2 separate regions of the Mus musculus genome follow, and region 2 is linked to region 1. Evidence: chromatin loops called from intact Hi-C (ENCODE). Cell type or tissue: left cerebral cortex. All regions are shown on one strand. Links, peaks and the distances in the headings refer to the core of each region. The heading gives the core; the rest is flanking DNA.

Region 1 (10,541 bases), core at 1,671-9,670:
AGGCTGAAACATTATTCTTCCTCTTCCACCTTCATGGTCGATGGCACAGCTTCCCTTTCTTCTGTATGCACATGGGGCAGGGTGGGGGGAGGTTGAAGAGGCTCTAGCCAGTACAGATCTAATCGATGAGCAACTGCAAAGTTGGAGCCACAGGGATGAGGTAGCCAGAAACAAAAACAAGTTACCTACATGTGACAGGCAGATTATGGGGCAGCATCCAGGCACCAGATGAATTTGACTTTACAGGGACGGGTTTTGTGCAGTTTTAAGATTCCTCAATGATATCTCATTTATCTTCTACTAGCATGTGTCAGTCAGCTTCCTGTCATCGGGACAAAGATCTGAGATCAATAGCTAGTAACAAAAGATTGATTGGAACTCACACAGATTTCAGTTCTGAGATCCATGGGCCCCTGACTTGGGCTTGTGTCTAAGCCATGAACAGGCTGGAACAGGCTGGCGAGGATGTCCCATTAGCAGCCTCCAGATGCCCGGGCTGCTCTGGGGTGAAATGTCACATGATGAAAGGAGTTCTGCCCCAGAAGGCAGGAGTCCCATGCTCTGGCCTCCCATCCACCCGGCTTAGGCTCCCTTTGTTATTCTGGCCCACATCCTCTGTTCCTCCTGCTGTCTCTGATGTAGACCCCAAGCACCTGTGGAAGGCCTGCTGGGTCTCCATGGCCTGTCATACACTGATATTTAAGATTGGTCCTGGACAAATGAACACACAAAAAGTATGAACTGCTCAAACATCTTGTCCGAGCTACTTCCTTCTCGGGACTTCTGTGACTGGTGGGAGTGGGTCAGGGTGGGCATTGTTTCATACTTGGAGGAAGAGGTTAACCACTTTGTGTTTAGATTCTTTGTCTCTAAAGATAGACTAATAGCTTTCCTTATAAAATAGAGGATTCCTTGGGATAGGGTCTTTAGAATCAATTATTAGCACAACAAGAGCTTAACAGTTGTTAAACATTGTTGTTTAATTTACTATTATGATGACAATGAATATGATGTGATAATAATTGTGATGAAATAGATTAAATATCAAGATAACTAATTGTTATTTTAAAAACGAATGTGACGTGGGTTAATTTAGTAAATAATATCAACATTCCATAGAGCAGCTTCAGCCGTTTTGGTCCATGATTTACATATGAAATAAACTCTAGGTCTTTTTGCTTTCCTTTACATATGTAACATAAGTCTCTCCATTAACAAATTTGCTTTGATGAAAAAGAAAAAGTGCATTCCAGTGTTCATTTTCTTAGATAGCAAATTGTAAATTGCTGTCTCTACCCTCAGCTTAAAGAGAAAAAAAAAATTAGTCCTCAGAGGAAGAAGCCATGCTGTCTCAGGAATAAAGTGGTCATCACTTGCCCTGATGTTCAGCAAGAATCCCTTTTTCTCCTGGGGAATCATATGTAAGCATTCTTGTTCTCCCATCACGGGGCAGGAAATTCAATCTCACCATTAGAAGATTCCCGTCTTTTTCTCCAGGACAGCAAAAGAGTCTGGGAGGTTTACACGCCCTGGTAGCCTCCAGTCTGTCTTGACCCCAGTGAATAGGTCAGTGGCCATCAACTGGTCCTTTTGGAATAGGCAGCAGCAGCTCCTGGTGCATGTTTTATGCCCAGGACTATATAAAGAGCAGAAAGCCCAGAATTAGGATCCTGCCTCACTGAGGGCTACACACACACAAGCACGAAAGCATGCACGCTCACAGGCGCACACCAGAAACTACACCACACTAGAAGTAGTCCTGCTTGCTAGAAGGAACAGCTGGCCTCTGTTTCTTAAGTCTTAAGGAGCCCTCTTCTGCCTTCTGTTTTAGGGAGACTCTCCTCCCCATCCACTCTAACAGCTCAACAGTCTTTCCAGAGAGCATAGGCTTTAGAGAGGAGTGGGCATCCGGTGCTGGAAGATAAGTCATCTGCGCATAGCTTCTGCTTTGATGTCTCAGCAAACACAAATGCCTGCCTCCCTTCCTGAAGAATGGATGGGGTTAAAGACCACACCGTGAACAAAGCACGGCTTATCTCTCAGAGTGCCCTCCTGAGCCAGGTACGAATGCTCTTCTTGAGCTATGTAGGAGTAAAGCACCTTAGCCAGGGGAAATACTGTGTGTGGCCACACAAGCAAAAATAACCAGGTGTTCTCCACTGTCACTGGAGAGCAAGCTGCAGTCTAGGGCAAAACTCTGTAGATCCATACTGTCCCAATGTTGTCTGCTGATGGAAGAGGCTCCTGGGGGCTCTGAGGCTCTCCCGGACTGTCTCCATAAAGGGTGTACTCTCAAGAGGGATGAAAGGAAAGTGTGGTAAAGCAGGCACGGTTCCCCTTGGGAAAGTAGGTCATGCTGAGTGGGTTTTAAACCATGAGGAAGCATAGGCTTGTCCTAATGCTAATAAGAATGTTTATCAGGGCTGGAGAGATGGCTTGGTGGTTTAAGAGCACTGACTACTCTTCCAGAGGACTCAGGTTCAAATCCCAGCACCCACATGGCAGCTCAAACTGTCTTTAACTCCAAGATCCGAAACTCTCACACAGACATACGTGCACACAAAACACTGACACACATAAAATATAACTATAAAAAAATTCACAAAGCACAAAAATAACAACAACAAAAAGAACTCTCAACAACTTTCCTGATCCAGCCACCATCAAGGTCTGGTTCCTCACTTTTCTTCTTCTTCTTCTTCTTCTTCTTCTTCTTCTTCTTCTTCTTCTTCTTCCTTCCTTCCTTCCTTCTTCCTTCTTCCTTCTTCCTTCTTCTTCCTTCTTCTTCTACTTTTCTTCTTCTTTTTAAAGATTCATTTATTTATTTCATGTATTTGAGTACAGTATCACTGTCTTCAAACACACCACAAGACAGCATCAGATTCCTTTACAGATGGTTGTGAGCCACCATGTGGTTTCTGGGAATTGAACTCAGGACCTCTGGAAGAGCAGTCAGTGCTTTCAACCGCTGAGCCATCTCTCCAGTCAGGTTCCTTCCTTCTAATGTGTGTGAACATGCTTCCATGCTTGCCCTCAGGAGTCCACACCCAACTAAAGAACTAGCTAGCTTATATTCTTCAGCTGATTATTTATACCATAAAATCTGATGCTATTAAGACAAACAAGGAAGGAAGATGCAGGGGAGAGTCGTGGGTAGTTCCAAAGCCTAAGTGAGTGGATCCAGAGCTAAATGAGTAGATGTAACAAAGGCAATGATTGGCTAGAGCATCTCAACCGAGGGGAGGGGCTCTGGTGGTTGGACACATAGTCCTGTCACATTTGACACCTTAAAGCATTGGTCCTCAACAGGTGGGTCGTGACCCCCAAAAGATCATCAGAAAACATAGGTGTTTACGATTTGCAACAGTGGCAAAATGACATTTATGAACTAGCCATGAAAATAATTTTATGGTTGGGGGGTATGGGGTCACCACAACATGACGAACTGTAATCAAGGAGTGGCAGCATCAGGAAGGTTGAGAGCCTTGGAAAACCGCATAAGTATAAGCACCAAGTGATAACTGAGCCAAATCCAACCCCACAGCTTCATCATCCACTGCAGATGGCAGCCAAAAAGGCCTGAGGTGGTTGACCCATGCTAAAGAAAGATATTAGCTTCATCAGTGTCTAAATGCATGTGAATTCAATACTAAATATGTTTTTCTGCTATATGGTTTTCTTTAAACCACTCATTAAAATGACTACATTGTATCTATTGGTAAGCATGCACTCACGGGCACTCTCAGTCCTTGCTCCATCCTTATTTTGAGCTTTAACTCAGATGTACAGAAAGCAGAGGCAGATTGAGAACTCAAGAATGGTTCTCTCCCAAGTTTGGGCCAAAACTGTAACTATATTGTATGTGTGTGTGTGTGTGTGTGTGTGTGTGTGTGTGTGTGTGTGTGTGTGTGTGTATTACATCCTATCACAGTTTCCCCTGACAATTTCCCCTTCCCACTTACTCGCCTCCCCTCCTCCCCTCTTCCTCCATTTCTCCTCAGAAAATGGCAGGTCTCCCATGGCTATCGACCAGCCTTGGCACATCAAGTTGCAGTAGGACTAGGGACCTCCTCTCCTATTGAGGCTAGACAAGATAGCCCAGTAGGGGGAAAGGGTCCCAAAGGCAGGCAGCACAGACAGACACAGCTCCTGCTGTCAGGAGTCCCACAAGCAGACCAAGCTACGCAACAGTAACATATGTGCAGAGGGCCTAGATCCTGTGCAGGCTTCCTGGTTGGTGGTTCAGTCTCTGAGAGCCCCCTACAGGCCCAGGTTAGTTGGTTCTGTGGGTTTTCTTATGGAGCCATTGTCCCCTCTGGCTCCTACAAAACCGTCTTTCACAGGATTCCCCAAGCTCCACCTAATGTTTGGCTGTGGTCCTCCGTATCTGTCTTCATCAGTTGCTGGGTGAAGCCTCCCTGATGTCAGTTGGGTTAAGTTATCAATGTGTGAGTGTGGCAGCATATCATTAGGAATCATTTCATTGACTGTTATTTTTTCTTTTGCCATTTGTGTGTTTGGTTCTGCCCTAGGTCTCTGGGCATTCCTGGTCCTCCTAGCAGTGTTGGGGTAGGCTCCCTCTCATGAAATGGGTCTCAAGTTGGACCAGTCATTGGTTGGCCATTCCCACATTTTCTGAGCCACCTTTACCCCAGATTATCTTGTATGCAGGACAATTTCTAGGTCAAAGGTTTTGTGGCTGGGCTGGTGTCCCAATCCCTCCATTGAAAGTCCTTCCTGGTTCTGGGAGATGGCCACTTCAGGCTCTGTGTCCCCCATTGCTAGTGAGTACTTAGATGCAGAACTGGTCCTTATGGCTTAGGGCTCTGGAAACAGTCCAAAGATATGAAATGCTAAACTATAGGTGTGTCTTAGTTAGGGTTTTACTGTTGTGAACAGACACCATGACCAAGACAACTCTTATAAAGGACAACATTTAATTGGGGCTGGCTTACAGGTTCAGAGTCCATTATCATCAAGATGGGAACATGGCAGCATCCAGGCAGGCATGGTGCAGGAGAAGCTGAGAGTTTTTACATCTTCATCTGAAGGCTGCTAGGAGAATACTGGCTTCCAGGAAGCTAGGAAGAGGGTCTTAAGCCCATGCACACAATGACACACCTACTCCACCAGGCCCACACCTCCTCATAGTACCCCTTCCCTGGATCAAGAATATACAAACCATCATAAGGAGAATCAGTTCTGACCCTGACTTTGCAGCCAGTTTGCCCCTGTGATTCTCTACAATGACTCTACCATCCAGCCATCTTGGGCTTTGGTTTTGTTCTTGTAGAATATTGGTGGTGAGGGGCTTAGCTGTCACACACAAGCTTTATGTAGCAAAGAGATAGCTCCTCCAGACTCCATTTCCCTACTTTTAGCTCCTGGCTCTTGCTAGTTGCTAATACTTTCTTTCCTAGACCCCCAGGTCTTTTGACCTCCCTGGGTAAATGTTTTCTTATACTACATTTCACCATACAAAAAAAAAAAAAAAAAGTGCATGTGTCAGATGATTCTATTGAGGGCAAGCTGCCCAAGACCAGTCTTAGGAATTCTCAGTTTCATGTAATTATTCTCTGCCATCAAAGACATTCATTCAACTGAGTGCTCAAGGTGGTTAAGTTCATAGAGCTTTGCAAAAGTTGTTGAAAGAGGGCCAGTGGGCTGGTTCAGCGGGTCAAGGCACTTGCTGTTAAACCTGAGACCTGAGTTTGATAATCCTGAACTCACGTGGTAGCTGGGGAGAACTGAATCCTACAAGTTGTCCTTAACCTCTCTATATGTGCTTTTTATTTACACCAGGTTTAGAAAGAAAAGAAAAAAAAGACAATCTTCAGAATGACAGCTTACTCTCTAGCCCTAGCTACAGCACTGAGCACTTAAATTGCCTACAGCGGTAAGAACAGTAAAGGTTGGGTGTGTGACTTGGGCGCCCTCTAATGGATAATGTATTACACTGCAGGTCCTCCTGGACACGATTCTTTTAAAGGAGCGTTAACTTTAGATACTAATTTTCCTTACATTTAAATTAAAATAGTGAGTTCTACATATATTCCAAACTCTGTACCAGCCGGAGGTGGGTATCATTCAGCAACTCCGCCCTTCCACAGAGAGCTCGCCCTTCCTCAGGCAGCTCCGCCCTTCCCCAAGCAGCTCCGCCCTTCTACAGACAGCTCCGCCCTTCCCCAAGCAGCTCCGCCCTTCTACAGACAGCTCCGCCCTTCCCCAAGCAGCTCCGCCCTTCCACAGACAGCTCCCAAGGGGGAGATCTAGCGCAGCCCACAGGCTGGAGGCGCTCCAGGTGGATTTGTTGATGCTCGATGCAGAGCTAGCACCCAGCCAGGACCCAGTGATTGTGCTGAGCACCGAGCACCGTTGAGAGACTTACATGGATGCCCTTTACATCAATCACACACTGGCAGGGCGCGGACCTACCCCTAACTTTCCAGTCAGCTCAGAGCTTGTGAGAAACACAAACCTTGATCCTTTCCTCTGGAGACTGAAGCAGTGCAACTGAACCTGGACCATGAGCTTCTGAAGAGAAGATGCGCCGCAACCCACCGTCCACTGACTGACCTCTGCTTCCGAGTTAAGTCACCACAGGGGCCAGGTACAAACAGCTAACGACAGTGAAACCAAACCACAGTCACCTCCTACAAAGAGAGGGGGTTCAGGAGAGGCCTTGTGCTGTGTGGGCTGCAAAGGCCCTGAAGTGAAGGTCATTAAATAAGAAAGTGAGTGTAACCTTGCGAGAGTTCCAGGGGTGTGGCTGCCTGCTCCGCCCCCTTTATTTTTTGCTCCGCCCTAAGGCATAGACTCTCAACCTGTGGGTGGAGACCCCCTTTGGGAGCCAACCCCGATTTACACAGGGATTGCACATCAGACGACCTGCCTATCTGATATTTACATTATGAGATTCATAACAACAGCAAAATTATTTATGAAGTAGCAATCAAAATAAATTTTGGTTGGGGTCACCACAACATGAGGAACTCATACTAAGGAGTCACAGCATTAGGAAGGTTGAGGACCACTGGTCTGAGGTTTCGTTCCTCTTGTGTGAAGGCACATATTCCTCCACTTCTGTACCACTCTGTCATTCCACTATTGCTTGTCAGCTTTCAACAAAGTAAGTTAAGGAGGCCTTGTCTGTGACCGACAGATACCTTCTGCTGAAGCCCCTGGCAGGCAGAGGTTGTTACAGGCAATGGTGTAATTGAGACTGGCACCGGTGGTTACAGGCAATCATTTCCGTGGTGGGTTTGGTTGGGTGGCCTGCAGCTATGCCTGACAGGGGTGGTTACAGGTAATGACGTTTGAAAGGACACTGGAACAAGCGTCAAGAAACTTGACTTTGGTCCCTCAATAACTGTGTGATTTCGTACAAATAACGGTTGTGGCTTCAGATTTCTTCCTCATCAAGATGGATGAGATGAAGGATCAGTCCCAGCTGCTTGGGAGGGTCCTTCAAGAGCCTTAAACAATACAGCTCACAGCCATCCAGAACTCCAGTTCCAGCAGATCCAGTGTCCTCTCCAGAGCTCTCCAAGCACCGTGTGGTACACATGCATGCAGTTCGGTTCCCAGCAAGAACACGGAAGTTCATAAGCATCTCAAACGGCAATCCCTGGGTAACTGATGCCCTCTTCTGGCAGCTACAGGCATTGCATGCATGTAGTACGGGGCGGGGGGGGGGGATGGAGGAGTCAAATTTCATGCACAAAAATAAATAATAGATAGATAGATCTTAAATAAAAGCCATAATGTATCATTTTCTTTTTAGCTTAAGTGGCATCACGAATAATACTTCTAGAAATGTCAGAATAATGGAGCTTAAAATTGTTTAATATTGCTCAATTAATTAACTTCATAATGAAACATTGTATAGGTGAATGAATTTCCTACAAATTATTAATCATCAGTCAAAATGTCGTTCTGATTAATTATATTATGCAGTATCATCTCGGGTGTTAATAAGAGTAGGTAACTGTTTTTCTTATCTAGGGATCATGAGAACTAGGTATAAGCGGTCATTTGTAAATGGTTAATAAATTCTCATGACTTCCTATTTCATATAGTTCTTGACTACAGTTAATGTGTCGGGCTCTCTTACCATATACATATTAAAATCTAAAAACCTGTTATACTTCCTGGAAGAATTGGAGATTGTAAGAGTAAAGTGATATTTTAATTGATTTTAATTTAATGTATTGTTTTCCTAAATATTAACTAAAATCATTCCTAGACACTCACCTGGTTTGCATGTGACTTCATACACATCAATCACATCACTGCCTGTTGTTTCTAAATGCTTTGTATCTGTTGAAAATTCTGCCGCTTAAGAAATTCATATTTGTCTGATATATATTTTGAACGTCTTAGAAATGCACATCTGCGTCACTGTTGAACTTATAATGCACCAATATTAAAAAGTTACCGTTTTAAAGGAAAGCAGACAGCGGAACATCGAGATGGTGCTCCAAGACATTGATTGGTTGAGTATGAGGCTGATTGGTGTTTAAAATATTTGTGGTCCTGGTCAAGGAGTCTGCAGCCACAGCCACAAGGAACAGGTCAGTGGGCTCTAAGATCCCTCTGGGGGTGTGAATTCGCCGCGTGTTTGTTGTTATTGGGTGACTCACTGGCCTGCTGTGCCCAGGACGGTCCTCTGTCCAGGAATTCTTCATTTTCAGCCACGATGTACACCAGTTCCACTGGCATTAGTACTAAAAGACAGAAAAGGAGTGCTCAGACTCTGAAATGTGAACTCACTGTGGGTTTTGAGTGAGAGTCCACAAGGCTGCTCAGTAAGCCAGCCAGTGTCTCCAACGCTGACCTCTGCGTATTTCCCTGGCCTTTACATGCATGATAATACCTCCCTCACACTGGATCCTCAAAGGCTATAAACCATCACCATCTTTTCTGTTCTTCAGCCTGACAACCTGAAAATGTACATCTGCTGACTGGGGGATTCAGTGACAGTGTGGTCCACACATTTCTTTTTTAATTATCTTTAATCTTTTTTTACAGCCCAGTCGCTATCCCCCCCCCCCCGCGCCCAGTCCACCCTCTGACAGTTCCTTGTCCCATTCCTCCTCCCCCCCAGCCCTGACACCAAGAGAATGTCCCCACACCCCCACCACACCACACCTCGCCCCACCAGGCCTCCCCACCCCCCGGGGCCTCAAGTTTCTCGAGGGTTAGGTACATCTTCTCTCACTGAAGCCAGACCAGGCAGTCCTCTGCTGTAGCCAATCATATCAGCTGGTCTATGCTGTCTGGTTGGTGACTCAGTGTTTGAGAGATCTCAAGGGTCTATGTTAGTTGAGACTGCTGGTCTTCCTATGGGGTTGCCCTCCTCCTCAGCTTCTTCCAGATGCACACATTTCTAAATGCATCTATCCACTCAAGTGTCTATGTGATCTCTACTTATCATCCTTCAAAGTGTATACCACAACCACTTAGCACCAAGTCACATTCTCTCCATACTCAGCATATACCCTAAAAATCAAAATGGAGCCCTGTGAACCGCCCCTCTATTGCCTACAGTCAAGAGCCATGGTTCTCCCTTTCTTTCTTTTTCTTTTCTCTTTTTTCCTTCCTTCCTTCCTTCCTTCCTTCCTTCCTTCCTTCCTTCCTTCCTTCCTTCTTTCTTTCTTTCTTTCTTTCTTTCTTTCTTTCTTTCTTTCTGTTGTTCGAGACAGGGTTTCTCTGTGTAGCCCTGGCTGTCCTGGAACTCATTCTGTAGACCAGGCTGGCTTCAAACTCAGAAATCTGCCTGCCTCTGCCTCCCAAGTGCTGGGATTAAAGGCGTGCACCACCATTACTTGGCGAGCTATTGTTCTCAACCTTCCTAACGATCCTTTAATACAGCTCCTTGTGTTGGGAGGACCCCCAGACCATAACATTATTTTCATTGCTACTTTAAGACTGTAATTTTGCTAGTTATGAGTTGTAACGTAAATATTTTTGGAGACAGAGGTTTGCTAAAGTCGTAGCGATCCACAGGCTGAGAACTCCTGTAGAGATATCAAGACTCTGATATCAAGATTCTGGGTTGTGTGTCAGTCATCTTCCTGCTGTGCTGACAAAATCCTAACACTTCTCAGTGGTCAGCGGGTCAGTGGATCAGTGGCCAATGGTCGGTGGGTCAGTGGGTCAGTGGTAAGTGGGTCAATGGGTTGGTGGTTGATTGGTTTTATGGTAGCAATGTTCTCCGTTTTTTCACAGACACAGCAAAAGGAGACCATGGACTTGTTGACTTATGATAAAGGCAATCTATATGGTTCAGTCTTAAATCACCTCAGCAGGAATTTGATGAGGAACGACAGCAAATGCACTTATATAAAGAAGACTTCTGAGACCTTGGTAAGGCTCTCTCCTCTACCTCCTGGGAATCCCTCTGTTCTGCATGCATCTATCAGCCCTGTGCCTTCCTCATTTCCATATTCACTGCCCCTCAGCCCAAGTACTCACCTTACACACACAGTAAGCACTTCCCATCCTAGGCAAGGTGAACTAAGCATTCAGGATTTACTTAA
Region 2 (10,541 bases), core at 1,119-9,118, 260 kb before region 1:
CCCTTTTAGCATGTTCATGTGCATCTGTGAAGTCTTAACACAATGTGGCATTTTAGTTCAGTTCAGTGCTCTGGACAACCAGAACATAAACTCAAGATGTCAGAATGTTTCAACATCACTCATTTCAACTATACCCCATGTGCTTTCTATCAGTTCACTGTAACAGTTATCAAGCCTTCTTTTGTTAAATTAGAGGAAATGGACTTTCTCAATCCATGCTGTCATCAAGTATCACATACATAGCATATCCACATATACCACTCACACAAAGCAGACATATACACTCATGTTGTCATCAAGTATCACATACATAGCATATCCACATATACCACTCACACAAAGCAGTCATATACACTCAAACTCACACAACACACATCTTACACGCACAACACATATACACACACAAACTCACACCACATACCATACACATCATATATACAAAACACACATATGCATACAAACTCACACAACACGCATACACACACAAAGTCACATTATACACCACACACATCATACACACACAACATACATATACACACAAACTCACACTAGACACTATACCCAACACACAGAGCTATTATTTTGCAAAATATAAGTGATACATGGATGATCACACTCATTCCTGTTTTAGATGACTTAAATTCAACTTTACTATAAATACGTATTTCAAAGTAGAAAGTAGCACTAGTAACCAGATGAAAAGATTTTTATTTATTTATTTATTTATTTTTACTTTTTTTACTAGGTATTTAGCTCATTTACATTTCCAATGCTATACCAAAAGTCCCCCATAACCACACACCCCCACTCCCATACCCACCCACTCCCCCTTTTTGGCTCTGGCGTTCCCCTGTACTGGGGCATATAAAGTTTGCCTGTCCAATGGGCCTCTCTTTCCAGTGATGGCCGACTAGGCCATCTTTTGATACATATGCAGCTAGAGTCAAGAGCTCCGGAGTACTGGTTAGTTCATAATGTTGTTCCACCTATAGGGTTGCAGATCCCTTTAGCTCCTTGGGTTCTTTCTCTAGCTCCTCCATTGGGAGCCCTGTGATCCATCCATTAGCTGACTGTGAGTATCCACTTCTGTGTTTGCTAGGCCCCGGCATAGTCTCACAAGAGACAGCTACATCTGGGTCCTATCGATAAAATCTTGCTAGTGTATGCAATGGTGTCAGCGTTTGGATGCTGATTATGGGGTGGATCCCTGGATATGGCAGTCTCTACATGGTCCATCCTTTCATCTCAGCTCCAAACTTTGTCTCTGTAACTCCTTCCATGGGTGCTTTGTTCCCAATTCTAAGGAGGGGCATAGTGTCCACACTTCAGTCTTCATTCTTCTTGAGTTTCATGTGTTTAGCAAATTGTATCTTATATCTTGGGAATCCTAGGTTTGGTGCTAATATCCACTTATCAGTGAGTACATATTGTGTGAGTTCCTTTGTGAATGTGTTACCTCACTCAGGATGATGCCCTCCAGGTCCATCCATTTGGCTAGGAATTTCATAAATTCATTCTTTTTAATAGCTGAGTAGTACTCCATTGTGTAGATGTACCACATTTTCTGTATCCATTCCTCTGTTGAGGGGCATCTGGGTTCCTTCCAGCTTCTGGCTATTATAAATAAGGCTGCTATGAACATAGAGGAGCATGTGTCCTTCTTACCAGTTGGGGCATCTTCTGGATATATGCCCAGGAGAGGTATTGCTGGATCCTCCGGTAGTACTATGTCCAATTTTCTGAGGAACCGCCAGACTGATTTCCAGAGTGGTTGTACAAGCCTGCAATCCCACCAACAATGGAGGAGTGTTCCTCTTTCTCCACATCCACGCCAGCATCTGCTGTCACCTGAATTTTTGATCTTAGCCATTCTGACTGGTGTGAGGTGGAATCTCAGGGTTGTTTTGATTTGCATTTCCCTGATGATTAAGGATGTTGAACATTTTTTCAGGTGCTTCTCTGCCATTCGGTATTCCTCAGGTGAGAATTCTTTGTTCAGTTCTGAGTCCCATTTTTTAATGGGGTTATTCGATTTTCTGAAGTCCACCTTCTTGAGTTCTTTATATATGTTGGATATTAGTCCCCTATCTGATTTAGGATAGGTAAAGATCCTTTCCCAATCTGTTGGTGGTCTTTTTGTCTTATTGACGGTGTCTTTTGCCTTGCAGAAACTTTGGAGTTTCATTAGGTCCCATTTGTTAATTCTCAATCTTACAGCACAAGCCATTGCTGTTCTGTTCAGGAATTTTTCCCCTGTGCCCATATCTTCAAGGCTTTTCCCCACTTTCTCCTCTATAAGTTTCAGTATCTCTGGTTTTATGTGAAGTTCCTTGATCCACTTAGATTTGACCTTAGTACAAGGAGATAAGTATGGATCGATTCGCATTCTTCTACATGATAACAACCAGTTGTGCCAGCACCAATTGTTGAAAATGCTGTCTTTCATCCACTGGATGGTTTTAGCTCCCTTGTCAAAGATCAAGTGACCATAGGTGTGTGGGTTCATTTCTGGGTCTTCAATTCTATTCCATTGGTCTACTTGTCTGTCTCTATACCAGTACCATGCAGTTTTTATCACAATTGCTCTGTAGTAAAGCTTTAGGTCAGGCATGGTGATTCCACCAGAGGTTCTTTTATCCTTGAGAAGACTTTTTGCAATCCTAGGTTTTTTGTTATTCCAGATGAATTTGCAAATTGCTCCTTCTAATTCGTTGAAGAATTGAGTTGGAATTTTGATGGGGATTGCATTGAATCTGTAGATTGCTTTTGGCAAGATAGCCATTTTTACAATGTTGATCCTGCCAATCCATGAGCATGGGAGATCTTTCCATCTTCTGAGATCTTCTTTAATTTCTTTCTTCAGAGATTTGAAGTTTTTATCATACAGATCTTTCACCTCCTTAGTTAGAGTCATGCCAAGATATTTTATATTATTTGTGACTATTGAGAAGGGTGTTGTTTCCCTAATTTCTTTCTCAGCCTGTTTATTCTTTGTATAGAGAAAGGCCATTGACTTGTTTGAGTTTATTTTATATCCAGCTACTTCACTGAAGCTGTTTATCAGGTTTAGGAGTTCTCTGGTAGAATTTTTAGGGTCACTTATATATACTATCATATCATCTGCAAAAAGTGATATTTTGACTTCCTCTTTTCCAATTTGTATCCCCTTGATCTCCTTTTGTTGTCGAATTGCTCTGGCTAATACTTCAAGTACTATGTTGAAAAGGTAGGGAGAAAGTGGGCAGCCTTGTCTAGACCCTGATTTTAGTGGGATTGCTTCCAGCTTCTCTCCATTTACTTTGATGTTGGCTACTGGTTTGCTGTAGATTGCTTTTATCATGTTTAAGTATGGGCCTTGAATTCCTGATCTTTCCAAAACTTTTATCATGAATGGGTGTTGAATCTTGTCAAATGCTTTTTCTGTACCTAATGAGATGATCATGTGGTTTTTCTCTTAGAGTTTGTTTATATAATGGATTACATTGATGGATTTTCGTATATTAAACCATCCCTGCATTCCTGGATTAAAACCTACTTGGTCAGGATGGATGATTGCTTTAATGTGTTCTTGGATTCGGTTAGCAAAAATTTTATTGAGGATTTTTGCATCGATATTCATAAGAGAAATTGGTCTGAAGTTCTCTATCTTTGTTGGGTCTTTCTGTGGTTTAGGTATCAGAGTAATAGTGGCTTCATAAAATGAGTTGGGTAGAGTACCTTCTACTTCTATTTTGTGAAATAGTTTGTGCAGAACTGGAATTAGATCTTCTTTGAAGGTCTGATAGAACTCTGCACTAAACCCGTCTGGTCCTGGGCTTTTTTTGGCTGGGAGACTATTGATATCTGCTTCTATTTCTTTAGGTGATATGGGACTGTTTAGATGGTCAACTTGATCCTGATTCAACTTTCGTACCTGGTATCTGTCCAGAAATTTGTCCATTTCGTCCAGGTTTTCCAGTTTTGTTGAGTATAGCCTTTTGTAGAAGGATCTGATGGTATTTTGGATTTCTTCAGGATCTGTTGTTATGTCTCCCTTTTCATTTCTGATTTTGTTAATTAGGATTTTGTTCCTGTGCCCTTTAGTGAGTCTAGCTAAGGGTTTATCTATCTTGTTGATTTTTTGAAAGAACCAACTTCTCGTTTGGTTAATTCTTTGAATAGTTCTTCTTGTTTCCACTTGGTTGATTTCACCCCTGAGTTTGATTATTTCCTGCCGTCTACTCCTCTTGGGTGAATTTGCTTCCTTTTTTTCTAGAGCTTTTAGATGTGTTGTCAAGCTGCTAGTATGTGCTCTCTCCCGCTTCTTCTTGGAGGCACTCACTAGAGGTCTTAGGATCCCTTGTGGAATCCTGTGTGGGCCCTTGTGGGTGTCAGGCGACTCTGCTGGCAAGGTAACCCGGGGCTCGAGTGGAGCGGAAGGGGCTTGTGCCCCAGGTCAGGCCCGGGTAGTCTGCCTCCCTATGTACCGCAGTCTCAGGTTCCCGAAAAGATTTTTATATAATTATAAATTTTGCTAATGTATTTGTAGCTATGCCAAACTTCAATCGTTTCTAAAATGTATTTTATAGAATCCAAGGAATAAATTAGAAGAGTCTTCAACACATGGTCTAATCTCTTAGCTTCAGCGTGGTATCAAACTCAACAACTTTCATTTCTCACAAAGCAAACCCTTTTTCTCCCGTGACATCCCATTCCCCAATGTTCACTGTATTAAAGTCTATCATGTCCATTCCTGAGAGCTCTGATGTGAGACTGTCTTAAATAGCAGTCAGCAGTTGTAAATTTAAGCATGCCAGAGGATGGCAGCAGAGCATTGTTCAATCTCCACAGGTCTGGTGGGTAGAGAGCAGCTGGTGTGGGAATTTGAATCTGGAGAACATTAGGAGCCAAGTGTGTCCCAAAGGAAGATATGACTGAGGAATCTGAGAGTTCCTCCAGCCTGCTCTTCCCTATCCCGGGGAGGTGTGAGAGCCACCAATTATTAAGCAGTTCCTGTGCACTTCCCATGGGTCATCTCATAGAATTTAGTAATCTCATCAACACTGTATGGTGGCATCCTCATTAATAGAAACCTTGATGTTTGTAAAGATGTGCTCATTTATCCAGATATGACTAGACACAGAGCCTCCCTCCAAGCCCACTTTTCTCTGGCTCTAAGAACCATGGGTTTCATTTTAAATCCTATGTGTTTTGACCTTCATTTCTTTATCCTTTTCTTCATATTTCTTATTTTACCCTCTTGCCTTTCTGAAAAGCCAAATAATTTATTTCACCTGAAATAACACAACCCCTAAGTGTATATATTTTGGAAAATGCAAGAACAGAGGTGTTTTGCTTTATTCACGAAATTTTAATAATTTCAAATGTTCACCAACAAATGCACAAATAAGTTGTGGCATATCCATCCAGTGCAATACAACTCAGGAATAGAAAAAAATGTGAAAGAATGGAGTTCTAATATATGCAGAGTGTTGGAGAATCTCAAAATAATTATGCCAAGTGAAAGAAGGCAGACACAAAACACACACACACACACTGTGTAACTCCAAACCTTATGAAGGAAAACAAAATAAAACAAAACAAACAAAAAGCAACCTGTTCACTTTAGAGCAAATGGTTTCCCCATTCTTTCAAGATTTCTGCTCGAGTTTACTCTCCCTGCTGTATAAAGAAGAGCAATACAGAGGTAACGTTGATCTTTGAAATAGGAATATATGTGGGTACATGGGGAGGGGACATAAATTTGCTTCACAAAACCTGGATGCAGAAAAGGTTTTATTTTTTCTATTATGTGCCATCTAGCACCCAGCCTGCTCCAACTAAAGCATTTAGAATCCCAATGTGTAAGAGTCTGCAGTACTTTTCAGCCCAAAGGATGTGTGATGGTTAACCTCTTAGCAATTTGATGCAACGTCAGGTCACCATGGAAACACACTTCTAAGTTTGTCTATGAAGGAGGTCCCTGGAATATTTAATAGAGAGAATGTAAATTGTACCATCATATGGGTGGGGGTCCTAGGCCAAATAAACAGGAGAAGGTGAGTGGGCACCTCGGAGGGAATTTTCAAATCCTTACATCTATAGGTAAAAGTACCTGAGTACAATTTGAGACCTATAGGATGCAAAGATTGTGAAGACTGAAATTGGTACATTAAAAGAAGAAAATATCAAAGTTTTACATGAAAACAGGGCTAATAAAATCTCCTTGCTAATGACACTGGAGCCTGGAACAAAAAAAAAATGTCTTGGTAGTACTTTGTGTACTATAGGATTTTCTTCCTCCCAAGACTTTGGACCTTGGAGCTGAGTAGGGTTGTTGTGTTGGAATCATGGCTTGCAACCTGACAGACCACACCAGGACAGTGCAGTTCCATGTGGCAGAGGTTTATTGGAGGACAGAATGGAGACAAAAGGAGAAAAGAGAGAAAGAAGGGAAGAGGGGCAAAGGTCAGGAAGAGTATGTCTTTTATTTAGGCTGTGACATAACCCCTAACGGGTAAGGGTAAGGGTGGGAAGTGGGCTCTAGGAATGTATGTGATTGCCATGACAGCAGATGTGCAGGTCTCTGTTGACTACGAGTGCTGTCACTGAGTTCAGAGACAATCTGCCAAATCGATTCCTGATACCAACAAGGGTGGCCTCTTGTTCTTATTTTGGAATGATAGTGTTGACAGGGTGTGTTCTGTGGCCATCAGAAGCTGCCTTTCAAACACTTGGGGAAAGTCTACAAACAGCCCAAGAAAGCAAGTCAACAAATACTGGAGGAGTCAGGGCAAGACTGGATCTACTCCATCCCTCCACAGGGACCAATACCCTTGATTTTGCTAACTTAGTTAAACATGTGCTCCTGTCTCTTCCAGAATAAAGTCTTAATTCATATGTTTCCTATAATTCCCATGAAGTGTCTGCATATGACACAACCACTATTGGTTTATCTGCTGAGCACCTGAGGGATGATGTCATTTTAAATCTCAAACTGGTTTCTTGCGGTGATGTTTTCCTTTTGTGCATTTGATTAGATTACTGCTGAGGGAATATTGTACAAATACAGTAACATAGTATAGTTTGAAGATTTCACACAAAGATATTTTCAGACAAAATAATTCAGCAATAGCGAAAAAGGTTTTGTTTGTTCTGGGCACTCTATGCACATTATGGTCAGCACATGGAGTTGGGTCACTGACCACATGTCCATCGGGACCTCCAGAGATCTTTGATGAAAATCTGGTTATATCCACTGTATTTTACTAACTCTATAGTTACAATGAATGTCAAGATAAGTCTTTGTCTCCCGGGTCATCTTATTCTGAAGGAGTACAAACTATCCAGCGGGATCTGCAGGACTCTATCCCAGCAGGAGAGGCCAAAGAGTTGCAGCTCTCTGAGGGGGTGGGGGGAACAGAACAAGATGGGCTGCAGGGCCTCTTCTGCAGCCACCACTGCCCCAGTGGCAGGAGATAATAATCAGTCATCGGCAAGTGGCTAGGTGCAGGTGGCTAGGAGCAGGTGGCTAGGACCCAAGGAGTCAACATCATGTCTTCTTATATTCTACACCATTATGTTCATAGTGAAAAACAGACAATGATGTCTACTTTTCCCCCACACCCTTTCCTTTCCTTGCACAAAAATTAGGAACTTTTGCCTGGGTGTTATTATATGGACAATCACGGTGACACTAATTACCAAATTATCTATCTTAACAAGCTTACTCCAAGATCCTACTGTGTGTTTTACATTGTGCCAGGCATTTGGCTAGACAGGGCTAAATGTGAATTCCAACAGGACAGCAAGAATATTTAGTGGATGTGGAGCACATTTTGCAATGATGATCCAGTGTGCAGTACAGCAGTTCTTGGGCCACTTCCTATCATTATCAAGTGTTGGTTATAGCAGCGTAACGCTATATGCTTTATTCTATATCCTGTGCTTTAATGTGATGAACAATTGACTCATTACAGCTTCATCACAGACTGGTGAGTTATGCTTTTATACCACATGTAACCCTGGCTACAGAATCATCATGCAACCACTGTCTTATATATGCTCTACCATTGACCAAAATCTATGTGAAATAAAACTTTACTTCTTTGTTTTGGTCTTTGTATTAAAGAAAGAATAATCGGAAGAAATTCTGTGGGCTAATTAAGATCTCAGTGGGATCTAACTTAGTGGTAGACCCTTCCTTAGTGTGTGAGAAGCCTTGGATTCAATACAGAATATATATATTTTAAAATCTCATGATTCTAGCTTAAGTAATATTTGATGTGATCAATTGTGATCATCACTAGGTATTCTTTTTTTTTTCCATTTTTTATTAGGTATTTAGCTCATTTACATTTCCAATGCTATACCAAAAGTATCACTAGGTATTCTTGAGTGGTAGTCAAGATATGTAAGAAAATGATATTTAAAACATATATATATAGATATGTCCATATAATTATTTAGATATGATTTTAATATTGTACTTTTTGAAACTAGGAAGCACACTTAAGTCATTTTTCTACTGTTCTTAGTCATAGATTATCCTTGACATTTGATTCTAACACATCCTGGATTTCCTTCTTCCTTCAAACACATAGCTGTCAGGCTTCAGACAGCTGTGCACAGAGCTGATGTTTGCCAAAGGCTTTGAGTCTTGGCTAGAGCATTATACACAGATGTGGGCATTACTTTTAGTCTCTAGAAAAGGAGAGGAAGGCAGCTCATCTCTACAGGCAGCTGAGGTTTCCAAGAGAATAAGTAGGAGGTAAATGATCCCACTAGGGGGAAGAACTGTGCTCTGACTCTCCACCCAGCTTTCTGAGTTACTCCCCACATGCTCTAGTGTGAGCCATGATCCCCCAACAGTCACTGGGTTACCAGGGCCCAGCCAGCATCTGGCAAATACACATCCAGATAGCTTTTGTTGTTACATATAAGTCTCTGGTGAAGGACACTGAGGCCATAAGAGGTGTTCCTCCTGGACTACATCCAGACAGTGTTGTCCAGCTTGTGTAACCAGCAAAGGTGTGCCAATCAGGGTTCTGACATAATTCAGCCTGCTTCATATTCTGGAACTACCAAAGTATCAACATTAGAAACTGTGTATAGGTCTGATTTTAGTTCAAATTTTTAAAAAATGTCTCCGTAAACTATTGTCTACCACCAAATCAAATCCAGGAAAAAATAAATTTCAGCAGGTACACGTGGCTTATGCTTCCTAGAAGCTGAAGTGTGTGTGTGTGGGGGGGGGGGGGGTAAACATTAAATTTAATTTTTAAAAAATTAAAATGTCAGCCGGGCGTGGTGGCGCATGCCTTTAATCCCAGCACTAGGGAGGGAGAGGCAGGCAGATTTCTGAGTTCGAGGCTGGCCTGGTCTACAATGTGAGTTTGAGGACAGCCAGGGCTATACAGAGAAACCCTGTCTCAAAAAATAAATAAATAAAATAAAATAAAATGTCAAAATGTCAAAATTTCAAAATTTTCAAAAGAATGAATATTTACATTTCAAGAGCCATCTAGCAAAGGCTAAAAGCTAGCGATGATCTTCTAGAGATGCTTTACAGTGGAACTAAACTAAAAGAGCCTCTGAGAGGCAAAGCCCAGCAGACTATCTCAGGAAATGCTTCCTGCAGCTGATATTCCTTTCCTGTCCTTATAAAATTAATATTATATAATTCTTGGGCATTAGTCCACCCTATTGGCTATTTCTGCAGATCAAACAAGATATACTATCTTGTAGTAATACTATGTAGACAAATCGATGATTTCTTAATTCTTAATGATGATCCCATGAGAATTCCTAAAATTATACTAGTTATTATTAAGCTTTTTATAATAGGACTACTATTAAAGCCCCTCTAATATGAAAATTGCATTAGAACTCTTCCAGTCTTCATGTGTCATGAGTTTATTGTTTCTGAGGTAGAAAGTGGGCATTTGCAACTTAGGGACACATTCCTCGAAGCTATAAAAAGGGCCATAAAGGGGAACCAATAATTTAATGAAGGTCCAAGGACGGAAGATAAAATATTGACTGGGTATATCTAAACAAAACTTCAATGCTCACTTAGTCACAAGAACTATATTTTTTTTAATTTTCAGTGAACCCGTGGAGCTAGTGGAGGAAAATAAATGTCCCTACTCTTAATGGAAACATATGAACATCTCTGTTGTAAACGTCTTATTCAATTTATGATTTGAATTTGTGTTTCAACTTTTAGTGAACTTTTCTTTCTTAAGCAAAGGATGCTTGGGAAAAAAACATGTGATGTATGCTAAAAAAGAAAAAAAATGTACAAAAGACCATTCTGTGTGGGTTTCTCCTCAGTGTACTGGGCAATTACCAAGGGGTCTTGGAAAAGGGGTCAGGTTGATGGTAGGACTCCAAGCTGTTCTGCAGTCACATGAAGAGAGGAAGGAAAACATAGGTGAGGGTTGTAAGAAGCCATGTGCTAGGGGGAGGAAGGTTACAGAGAAAGAAGAGGTGAGGAACTGGGATTATGATTTAATGGTCATTTTTCTCCTTGAGGACAACAGTGTCGGAAAACAGTGAAG

Evidence for each region. A loop is a pair of places that touch in the nucleus more often than their neighbours do. Peaks named below come from ENCODE experiments on the same cell type or tissue, not always from the same donor. Only the 100,000 strongest peaks of a DNase experiment are listed, where the experiment ranks them.
Region 2: it touches region 1 in a loop (7-fold over the local background); 5 of 42 quality-filtered maps call a loop at or near these places.

The regions. Positions count from the first base shown.
Region 1 is chr8:27,357,828-27,368,368 of GRCm38, reverse strand. No RefSeq gene overlaps it. Among named protein-coding and RNA genes, the nearest start is that of Chrnb3, 5.6 kb to the left of the region's middle. In left cerebral cortex, for the core only: CTCF peaks have their summits at 5,939 (motif pointing left) and 7,646 (motif pointing left); DNase peaks (open chromatin) are centred at 5,951 and 6,294; H3K4me3 peaks cover 191 bases.
Region 2 is chr8:27,620,616-27,631,156 of GRCm38, reverse strand. No RefSeq gene overlaps it. Among named protein-coding and RNA genes, the nearest start is that of Gm1698, 43 kb to the right of the region's middle. In left cerebral cortex, for the core only: a CTCF peak has its summit at 4,801 (motif pointing right); a DNase peak (open chromatin) is centred at 4,807.